2 separate regions of the Homo sapiens genome follow, and region 1 is linked to region 2. Evidence: chromatin loops called from intact Hi-C (ENCODE). Cell type or tissue: mammary epithelial cell. All regions are shown on one strand. Links, peaks and the distances in the headings refer to the core of each region. The heading gives the core; the rest is flanking DNA.

What was found. Peaks named below come from ENCODE experiments on the same cell type or tissue, not always from the same donor. Only the 100,000 strongest peaks of a DNase experiment are listed, where the experiment ranks them.
Region 1: it touches region 2 in a loop (3-fold over the local background); 1 of 110 quality-filtered maps calls a loop at or near these places.

The regions. Positions count from the first base shown.
Region 1 is chr1:38,815,157-38,820,539 of GRCh38, forward strand. No RefSeq gene overlaps it. Among named protein-coding and RNA genes, the nearest start is that of RRAGC, 42 kb to the right of the region's middle. RefSeq lists enhancers at 709-1,210, 1,211-1,710 and silencers at 3,088-3,317, 4,208-4,375. In mammary epithelial cell, for the core only: a CTCF peak has its summit at 3,177 (motif pointing left); no DNase peak of the experiment used is centred there; H3K27me3 peaks cover 229 bases.
Region 2 is chr1:38,688,460-38,693,842 of GRCh38, forward strand. LOC105378660 (a long non-coding RNA gene) reads right to left here. Exons shown (of 3, transcript XR_947213.3): 3 at 4,415-4,888. Among named protein-coding and RNA genes, the nearest start is that of RRAGC, 170 kb to the right of the region's middle. In mammary epithelial cell, for the core only: no CTCF peak of the experiment used is centred there; a DNase peak (open chromatin) is centred at 2,552; H3K27me3 peaks cover 235 bases.

The DNA of each region.
Region 1 (5,383 bases), core at 65-5,064, 130 kb after region 2:
TTTAAAGGGTGTTTCCCCAAACTACAAATATGCTTTTCAACAAGATAACTGTAGGTTTCTGTAGCAATAGAGCAGACCAATTAAGTGCAAGGCTTTGAATCAAAAGGACTTGGGCTGAGTTCTGCCTCTGTCTCTTTCCAGCTGTGTCACTTCAGCAAGTTAATTAATCTCTCTGACCCTCAGTTTCTTCCACTGTAAAATGGGAATAACAGTAACACCTATTTTACAAGACTGATCTGAAGATTAAACGAAATAATAGAGATAAAGTACACAGTATCTGACACATACTAGGTGCCCAAGAAAAATGTAAACTGCTGCACATTATTATTTTCATCATCGTTATTGTTGGTGAGGTCATTTTTAAGCACCTTGGCCCCCAGAAGCAGAAGCATCCACAAGTCCTGCACTGAAGTCACAGCTGAGACTTGGTTTTCATCAAGAACTAAACTCAATGATCCCCTGACATGAGGCAAACTGCAAAATCAAGGCCCCTTCTGGTGGGGGCAGGGGGGTTCTCCTCCCCAACCCTCACTCCCCACACCCAGGTTTTGATTGCAGAATTCCCAGCTACGGAACACTTACTGAGAACATTTTGGAGTAGAAAGAAAAGAAAGACAAAATAGAACCTTATTCCCGTACTTAACGGATTAACTACAGCCCTCAATTAATGGAATTCTAAAATGTAACATCTTTTAAAGAAGAAATGACCCAATACCTACCCTCTGATCTCTGTCTTCGTCATGAGTAAATTGTTCCCTAACCCAAGTGCCACCCTCAGAAGACTCGGGTGAATCCTGGTACCTCCTAAGCCTCAGGGAGACACGCTTGGGTTTGCGGTAAAAGGGCGGAGCGGAGCCCAGAGGAGGCGACAGATGTTTGTGCGAGATTGTCACAGATCGGGGTGAAACTGAAAAGGACGGTCTCATTAACCCGAAATAACCAGCCAGGCTAACTGACCCAGAGCTCATACTCTCCGAGCACTGGGGGACATGGGAGTTTGCTGAAGCCTCTGCGCCAGGTGTGGGAGTCTGAGCGCGCACCCTGCAGAGCTGTGCAGGCGCTCCCCCGCCTGAGCAGACAGCCATCCATCACTCCAGGAGAGGCAGCGGTGGGGACGTGAACTCGGTCACCTCCTCCCCCTCGCTCCTCCCCGGCAGGCTCTGAGGAGCCGAGGCGGTGGCAGCAGCGCGAGGAACAGAACACGCTGCAAACTGCTTGGCTACCCCTTTACAAGACTGACGCCGCCGACACAAGTTTTTCCATTTCCCCAAACAGCCTCTCCGGCTGCCAATAAAGACGGCTGCTCTAGGCCCTTGCGTGCTGTCAAAGGGGTACTTCTCCAGCGGCTTCAGAGGCGGCTTGTTCGCCCAGAGCTGGAGCTGCAGGCCCCTAGAGAGAGCCACCTTCCCCCTTGGGCTGTTGGTGGGCTCCCTGCGACCCTGGCCAATTGCATGGCTGTGTGGAATAATTACCGGGTAATTAGATGGCAGGCATGATAGGTGCCGGGTACTGGTTTCCAAGGGGACTTCGAAAAGGTATTCTGCCGCCCTATGCCTCCTCCCAGTACAAGGCACAGTTAATGCCTCAGATCCCACACCGCCTCTCTCGTGGAAGTGTGCTCTGAGCCACTGGGGCCTAAGCCGAGTTGACAGGCTCCATTAGAGAGCGACTCTGTCATGGAAATTGTGATCTTAACAGAGGGACATGTGGCAGATACCAATTCCACTCACATCCTTGTACTACGTGGCTTTCCCAGGGGGCTACTGATGGGATCAAGGGATGTTCACACCACCAGTCCCCAACTGCCTTCATCTGACCTGACCTGTACGGCCCAGACCGGGGAAGACAAGGCCTGGAGAGCCATCCTGAGGAACAACACCCTTCAGTGCCCAACTCTACTCCTAGGACCTAATGGCCCATGCACTCGGACAAAGCTTCAGATGATTTTCAAAAGCAATGCAAAGTATAGAACTTTGCAAGGACTTTGGGATCTAGAGGATGTCTTTTGAGAAGGCCTGGCAGCAACAAGAGTCCTGGACTGGGAAAGCTGGATGCCCCAAGTGACCTTGGCAAAGGCCTTCCCCCTCTAGGCCTCAGTGTCCCCACCTCCAAGGGCCAAGACAAAGTCCAATTTCTCAGAATCTGAAGCACAGTTCAGGTCTGTTGCTGCCCAGTGCACAAAGATGACCTGTAGGCCAGGTCAAATTCACAAAATTGAGCCCCTTCCTCCTAGAAAAGAAAGAAGCCACATCCAGAGAAGAAGCATGAATAGAGAAGGGAGGTGAGAGGGTCCTTTGTAGACCTCCCCTGCACGTCAGGCAGATCCCAGCACTGTAATGTCAGACCTTAAAGGCAGAGAACCTACCACTCTGAGGCCCAAAGAAAGGGGCCAATGAAACGAACCTATGAATTCATATCGGTGCACACTCCAGAGACAACAGGACTGATCCCAGTCCCCTGAGTCCCACCTCCCCTCTGATGTAGGGAAGGCACGGTTTGCCCAGCACCACCACCTCCTCTGCCCACACAGATGTCTCTCTCCGATGAGGCCCAAATCATCCGTGTGCCAACCTCCGAGACATGCCAATCTCTGCTCGCCCACAGGTGCCGCCGCGGGGATGGGCGGGTGCCTCCACCTGCCATTGTGGGTTCTGGGTGGAGGTCGCTGGGGCTGAGGCAGGCAGGGACCGGCCCGCGGCCTCTCCCAGCTAGGGAGAGACTCCACATGCCTAGGTCTGGAGCAGGAGAGGGGAGATAGGTAGAAGGCTTGACCATGGGTCACGTCTAAAGGGACCGGATCAGGACACAGTCAGGCGGCCTCCTGCCGCGGATTTCACCCCACGCGGTCTCGCCCCGACCGTCCCCGGGCCCTGTGCGCGCGGCCGGCATTGCCCAAGAGGGGCTGAAGGCGCCCCCGCCCGGCGGAGCCTACCCCAACACGGAGCCCAGAGCGCCACGCCTCGGACCCCGCTCCGGGTAAGCCCGGAGCAAGCCCCCGCTCCGTTCCGGACAGGGGAGCCTGGGCTGCTTTCTGGAACTCTTTCCTTGCTTTGGTCACTGGGGCCCCGGAAGCGTGGGCTAGGGTGCCAGCGACAGCGCCTTCCGCGGAGCGGCGCGCTGGCCCCTCCGGACCCTGGGTGGGCGGCCGCCCGCCCGCCTCGGAGACCAAGGCTGCCATCTAGCGGCCACGCGGGGCGCCGTCGGGGACCGGAGCCGGGCCGAGCGCTGGGGGCTCCCGGGTCCGCGGCTGCGCGGCGGGGTTCCCAGACCCGGGACTTAGGCGCAAGCTTCAGAGCGAGCTGTGTGACCCTGGGCACGCCCAGCCCTCTTTGATCAACCGTCCTTTCTCGGTAAAACCGAGAGGATACAACTCCTCTGCTCGGGGTCGTCGGGAAACGCAGGACCGAGGGACGGCGCCCCCTCCTTCCCGAGACCACCCGCCCCATCCACTCCGCACCGCACTCCCGTCCAGGGAAGTCTTAAGGAACCCAGTCCCCCTAGACGAGAGGTGGAAGGAGGCGCTGGGGAAATCCTGCAAAGCAGGAATCCGCACTGAACAGCAGGATCCTTTTCCAGGAATTGTAAACCCAGAATTGTAAATAAAATGCTAATGATTTATTCGTGCTCAAACGCCGGGGGCTGCGTCGCCGCTTTTGAAGACAGCTCCAAGCGTGGCTTTCCAGGAAGGCAGGCCTCCCCGCGGCGCCTTCCAGGGCTCCCCGGGGCCTCCTCCCTGGCCGCGGGTCCGGGCTGGGGGACAGGCAGTGGTTCTTGTTGGAGCGCTCCCAACCCGTCCTTCACTGAGACCCGGGTGGTGGTGGAGGAGGTCTTTTTCCTTCCATCCACAGCCGAGTCAGACCCCTCAGCATTCACCCATCATGCATGCAACCAATGCTTCCCCATCGCCAAATACCTACTAAACCCTTAGCTGACCATTGGCAGTCAAAAAACAATCGTGAGAATCACATCTGGTGGGGAAGATTGACTCGATGAATAATCCTACAAATAAACGCGTGCTTCTAAATTACAGTGTCCGGGATAGGGGTAGGGGTGGGGCTGGGGAAGGTAAATACAGTTTTTTAGCTTCCGGGATGTTTTCCATCAAAGTTCTGAGAGCCTGAAGGGGCGCTGAAGGGGCGCTGAAGGGATCGAGTCTAGCCTTCTCTTGTGAGTCTTGACTACCCTACATATTTAAGGTATTTCATTAAAGGGTGAGCTTTAAAAAAATAATAAAATAAATAATTCAAGCAATATGCATTTGCATCTGTGGCTGCCATGGTAGCTCTCTGATGCCTGACCTGGCTGGGGAAGGTGGGAGCCCGGGGGGGGCGGGTCACTGATCTTAGGCAGGAGGAGGTAGAAAACAAGGACTTTCCTTCAAACTATGCAGCCTGTCCAGCTGACCAGAGCAGCAGAGATGGCTCAGTTTTCAGCTGCCTCTCCTGAGTTGACAGGAGGCATGCAAGAGACCCCAGAAGTGGGCTCAGAGCTACCTAGAGAAGCTTCCGTGGTCACAGGGCCTCCACCTCAGGGCCAGGAGACCTGGAGTGGCCCTACCCAGCTCTCCCACAACTCCCTGCAAAAGCACATTGCAGGCTTTGTTTGTTTTCAATAAAAGCTTCTCTTTCCCACACTCCCTTTATATAGTTTCTAGAGAAATAGCACGTCTGGTTAATACTGACCTTCCTAAGGTCTTTTTGAATGTAAGACACAAATGTATCAAGGATGATCAAGGTTCCTACCTCTACCAGCAAGCTGATTTTTTGCATTTGGTGGGCCTCCATCAGACCACCAAGGAAACAGTCATAGATTGTACTGTGGAGGAAATTCAGGCGTCCCGCGGAGGCCTAAGCTGAGTGACCTTTATTCTTGTGTTCACTGGACAAATGTTTATTGATCTCCGCCTATAGACTGACTCCATCCTGGGCCTTGGGGATTTAAGACAGATAAAACAACTCCTGCTCCCAGTGGGCTCACAACCTGAGTCAGGTGCCTCCTTTGCAAAGTAAGGAATTCTGGGATTGCCACCCCTTGCCCCTTGGACCTCCCACCACCTCCACACACACAATTATATGTCCCTTAAATTAGTGTATATTTTGAGGGAATTCATGAAACAATCAGGTCCCTGAAGCTTAAAAAAAAAAAAAGTGATATTTGGTCAGAGCAACCAGGAACAAAGTCCAAAAACAACCTCTTTGGGGTACCCTTGTTGCAATACCCATACCCTAGGCTGAGCTATGTTAAGGATCACACTTTACTTCACAGGGCAGTGTTCTAGTAGATTTCTTTAAAATAATTCACAGTGTTGGAATCTCACAATGTTGGATCAAAGAAATAAGACACAAAAGAGCACACACAGTATGACTCTATTTACATAAAGTTT
Region 2 (5,383 bases), core at 166-5,165:
ATAACCATTGTTAACATTTTATATAAACACATCTAACCTTTTTTTAAAAAAATTGTACAGTTAGTCATTATTTACTGAATGCCTACTCTGTGTCAATTATTGTGTTAGGCACATATATACACACTTCCTTTATTATACAAAAAAATGTGATCTAGCTAGATACACAATATCTTCCATTTAACAAGGGACATATTTTCATTTCAATATAGATCCACATACTCCATTTAAATAGTTACATAGTATTCCACTGAGTGGCTATAGCAAAATTTGTTTTCTTAATCAGGTCCTTACAGATGGGTATTTAGGTTGTATCCAGAATTTGACTTTTTGTTGTTTTTGTTGAGACAGTCTCACTCAGTCACCCAGACTGGAGTGCAGTGGATGATCTTGGCTCACTGCAACCTCCGCCTCCTGGGTTCAAGCAATTCTCGTGCCACAGCCTCCCACCTGGCTGGTATTACAAGTGTATACCACCATGCCCGGCTAATTTTTGTATTTTTAGTAGAGACGGGGTTTCACCATATTGGCCAAGCTGGTCTCAAACTCCTGACCTCAAGTGATCCGCCTGCCTTGGCCTCCCAAAATGCTGGGATAACAGGCGTGAGCCACCGTGCCTGGCCCCAAAAGTTGATATTATCTATAATTTACATCCTTATATATAACGTTTTCTCACCTTTTCAATTGTGCTTTAGAACAAATTCCTGGAAATGAAACTGTGGGCTGAAGAGTATGCACATTTTTAAGGCCTTTGATAGCTATTAACAAATATGGTCCAATGATGTCAAACCAATTGCTCTGTCACCAATATGAAAATTTTCTTACACCTTCCTTTACACTGAATATTATCAACTTTGTTAATCTTTGCCAATCTGCTAAGTAATATTTGTTATTGTTTAATTTGTGTTTATTTTAACACTGTTGATGTTGAGCATCTTTTCATACTTTTGTTAGATATTTGTATTTCTTTTTAAACTACTTGTTCATGCCTTTTGCCCGTTTATTTAAGAGATTGTTCTAATTTTTCCTATTGATGTATGTGAACTCTTCATATATTATAAATAATCCTTTATCTATCATATATGTTGCATACATTTTTTATCAGTGGTAATTAGTCTATGTTTATGACATCTTTAGAATATCAATTTACAATTTTTATGTAGTATAATCTAATAACTTTTTTATTTATGGTTTCTGCTTTTGGGGTCACACTTGGAGAAGACTTCCATACTACTAAGTTATAAAAGGTATAAAGATAATTTCCCAGATATTTTCTTTCAGTAATCCTAAAGTTTTAATTTTTACATTTTAAAACTTTTCCTTCCAACATTTCTATTAGTGTAAAATTTATTAATTTTAACATACAGGAAAATACCTAAATCAATACAAATGTGGGATTGTAACTGCAAAAATCTATAACCAAAAAAAGGAATTCCCAGCAAACTAAGAATGTAAGGAAATGCTTCAAACTGATAAAGGGCATGTATGAAAACAAACAAGCAAACAAAAAAACTACAGTTTAATTATACTGAATGCTCTTCACCTCAGATCAGGAATAAAACAAGGATGTCTACTCTTACCATTTTTATATAACATTGCATGGGAGGTCCTGGCCAGTAAAATAAGAAAAAATAAAAAAGGAGCAGAAATAAAAGGCATAAAGATTAGAAAGGAAGTTACATGGGGTTTTTTTGCAAACAATGAAATTGCAGGAAATTCTAAGGAATCTGTCAAAAAAATTAATAGAACAAATAAGAAAATTTAGCAAAATCACAGAATAAAGATCAATATAGAGAAACCCACTGTACTTCTGGATCCTAACAACAAACAATAGGAAAATAAAAAATGTTAAGTGATAGGATTTGCAACAGTATCAAATTAGAAAACAAAATGCTCAGAATACATTTAAGGAAAGATTGCAGTATCTCTAACCTGAACACTACACATATTACTGGGAGAAATTGAGCATGATCTAAATAAATGGAGAGTTACACCATATGCATAGATTAGAAGATTCAGCATTGTTAAATGTCTGTTCTCCCCAAATCAATCTATAAATTCCAATCAAAATCCTAGAGAGGTTTTTTTTTTGTATAAATTGGTAAACTGACTTTAAAACTAAATGAAAATGCAAAGAATACAGACTAGCTCAAGGAAATCTGAAAAAAGAACAAAATTGGAGGATCTACACTACTTACATAGTAGTATCCCATTATCCACAGGGGTTACATTCCAAGACCCGTAGTGGAAGCCTGGAACCATGAATAGTACCAAAACTTATATATACTATGATTTTTTCTATATGTACACACATGCCTGTGATAAAGTCTAATGTATTAGACACAGTAAAAAATTAACAATAACTAGTAATAAAATGGAACAATTATAACAATATGCCAGAATCACCGCTGGTGCTTTGGAGCCATTGTTAAGTAAAATAAGGGTTAATTGAACACAAGCATTGCAATACCAACAGTCGATCTGACAACCAGATGGCTGGCTACTAAATGATGCAGGCAGCATCTACAGCGTGGATACACTGGACAAAGGGATGAGTCATGTCCAGGGCAGGATAGAGCAGGACAGAGTGAGACAGAGCAAGATTCCATCATGATACTCAGAACAGCAGACAATTTTAAATTTATGAATTGCTTCTTTCTGGAAACTTCCATTTAATATTTTTGAACTGCAGTTGGCTCTAGGTAACTGAAACCATGGAAAATGAAACTGCAGGTAAGGAAGAACTACTGTACTATGAAGCTACAGTATGATGATGTTACAGAATTACACAGGCATAAGGGTAAAAATGTAGATCAATGGAAGAGACTAGAGAGTCCAGAAAGAGGCCAACATATACATGGCCAATTGATTTTTAATAACATAGGCACCAGCATAATTCAATGGGGAAGGGGTAATGATTTTTTAAAAATAGGGCTAGAACAACTGGATTGTCATATGAAAGAAAAGTAAACTCAATCCCCGTCTCACACCATACACAAATATTGATTTGAAATCAGTCATAGACATAAACATAAAACCTAAAACTATAAAATTTCTAGAAGAAATAATAGAAAAAAGAACCCTTTGTAGTTTGGGGTTAGACAAGAATTTCTTTGATAGACAAAAGTATTAGTCATAAAAGAAAAAATTAATAAACTAGACTTCATCAAAATAAAACACTTCTGCTCTCTAAAAGACATAATCAAAAAGTGAAAAGGCAAGTCACAAATTGGGAGAAAATATGTGCATCACATATATCTGTCAAGAAGCATGCATAAAAAAGCCAGAATACAAAAAGAACTCTTATTACTCAATAAGAAAAAGACAAAACACTCAATTTTTTAAATGGGCAAAATTTGAATGGTGCTTTATGAAAGAAGCTATACAAAAAGGTCAATAAACTCAAGAAAAAAAATGTTCAACAACATGAGTCACCAGAGCAAATTAAAACTGCAGTGAGATTCCACTTCACACCCACTGAATGGTTAAAGTTTGAAGACAATTCCAAGATCAGATGATGAAGATATGGAGGAACTGGACTTCTCATACACCATTGAGAATATAAAATGGTACAACCACTTTGAAAAACAATTTGGCAGTTTCCTATACAGTTAAGCATATATAGCCCAGCAATTCCATTCCTATGTATTTATCCAGAATAAATTGTGTGTGATACACACACACAGACTTGTATACATATGTTCATACCACTTGTATTTATAATAGCCCCTGTCAAATATTCATCAACAGGTGAATGGATAAGCAATTGTGTCATACCCAGATAATACTACACTCCAATAAAAATGAACTATTGATACACAAGATGAATGAATCTTGAAACAATTATGCTGAGTAAAAAAAAGGTAAAAAGGAATACATATTATATGCTTCCATTTATGTGATATCCTAAAACAGGCAAAACTAAGCTATAGTGATAGAAATCAGAAGAGTGGTTGAACAGAGGCAATTGTGCACAGGGACACCAGGAAACTTTGTGGGAAGATAGAAATGTTCTGTATCTTCATTGAGGTGGTAGTTACATGGGTGTATACATTTATCAAAACTTATCAACCTGTATGCTTTAAAACACTGAGTTTTATTGTACATATGTTTACACCTCAAAAAAAGTTGATTTAGGCTGGGCATGGTGACTCACACCTGTAATCCTAGCACTTTGGGAGGCCAAGGTGGGCAGACCATTTGAGCTCAGGGGTTTGAGACCAGCCGGGACAACAGGGCGAAACCCCGTCTCTACTAAAAATATAAAAAATTAGCTGGGTGTGGTGGCACACACCTGTAGTCCCAGCTACTTGGAAGGCTGAGACACAAGAATCGCTTGAACCCAGGAGGCGGAGGTTGCAGTGAGCTGAAATTGCACCAGTGCATTCCAGCCTGAGTGACAGAACGAGAGTCCGTCTCAACAACAACAACAACAATAACAGTTTATTTAAAAGAATTAGAATAGGATTTTGACAATATCTCAAAGCCAGTACATTCTCCTTACATTGCTGGCTCTTTCCTGCTTTTTTTCCTTACATTGTTTAGTAAAAGAAAAATATTGAATAATACATGGCACGGCTACATTAATCATGATTCTTTGGGTAACATAACTGAAATTCAAACTAGTTTAAGAAAAACAGTTTGGCTGACTAGAACAAGTATCACGGGTGGAACTAACAGTGATGCCCTGCAGGACTCTTGAGTGCATTCCATTCCAAGACTACTGAAGTGCCTGGCTTGCCAGTGCCCCTGGTATGGACAGTGGCAGGTGCAGGAGAGGTGGTGCAGAGCTGTGGGTGGGAAGCCTGGGGACAAAGCTTGCCACTGTGGCCATCTGGGAGTACTTCGATTCAAGCCACTCTTTCCATTTGTCCTTTTCAGAAAATGGTGTCTGTGAAAGACATGAGGAAGAGCTTTTGGGTGACAGATGTCAGCAGCAGCCATTGGAATTGCTTTTCCTAATCATGAGGATTCTAATATCTTTCTTTCCCATTTGGGAAAACCAGGGAAAGGAGGGAATGCAATTCTTTGACCATTAGAGTTACCAGAAGAGACAGAAGATTCTGCTTTGCAACTTAATGCATCTAGATGAATATTGAAGTGTGCAAAGTAATTCCTTTCAAAGCCCATGGGTTGTTGGCTTTTGTTCTTGAGTCCAAGCATTCCAGGTTGAGGGGGTGGGGGGAATGGCAGTATGTCTGAATCTATATAAGAAGGAGACCAGAGTCTACCTCTTGGCATTCACAAAGATACCCAACTACTAATCTGCTGTGTGTACTCAGTACAGGGTCAAGTTCTTGGCAGTGCTGGGAGGAAAGATGGAGGGAGAGGGAGGGAGAGGGAGGGAGAGGGAGGTAAGGAGGAGGCAATACATGAAGCCAGGTTA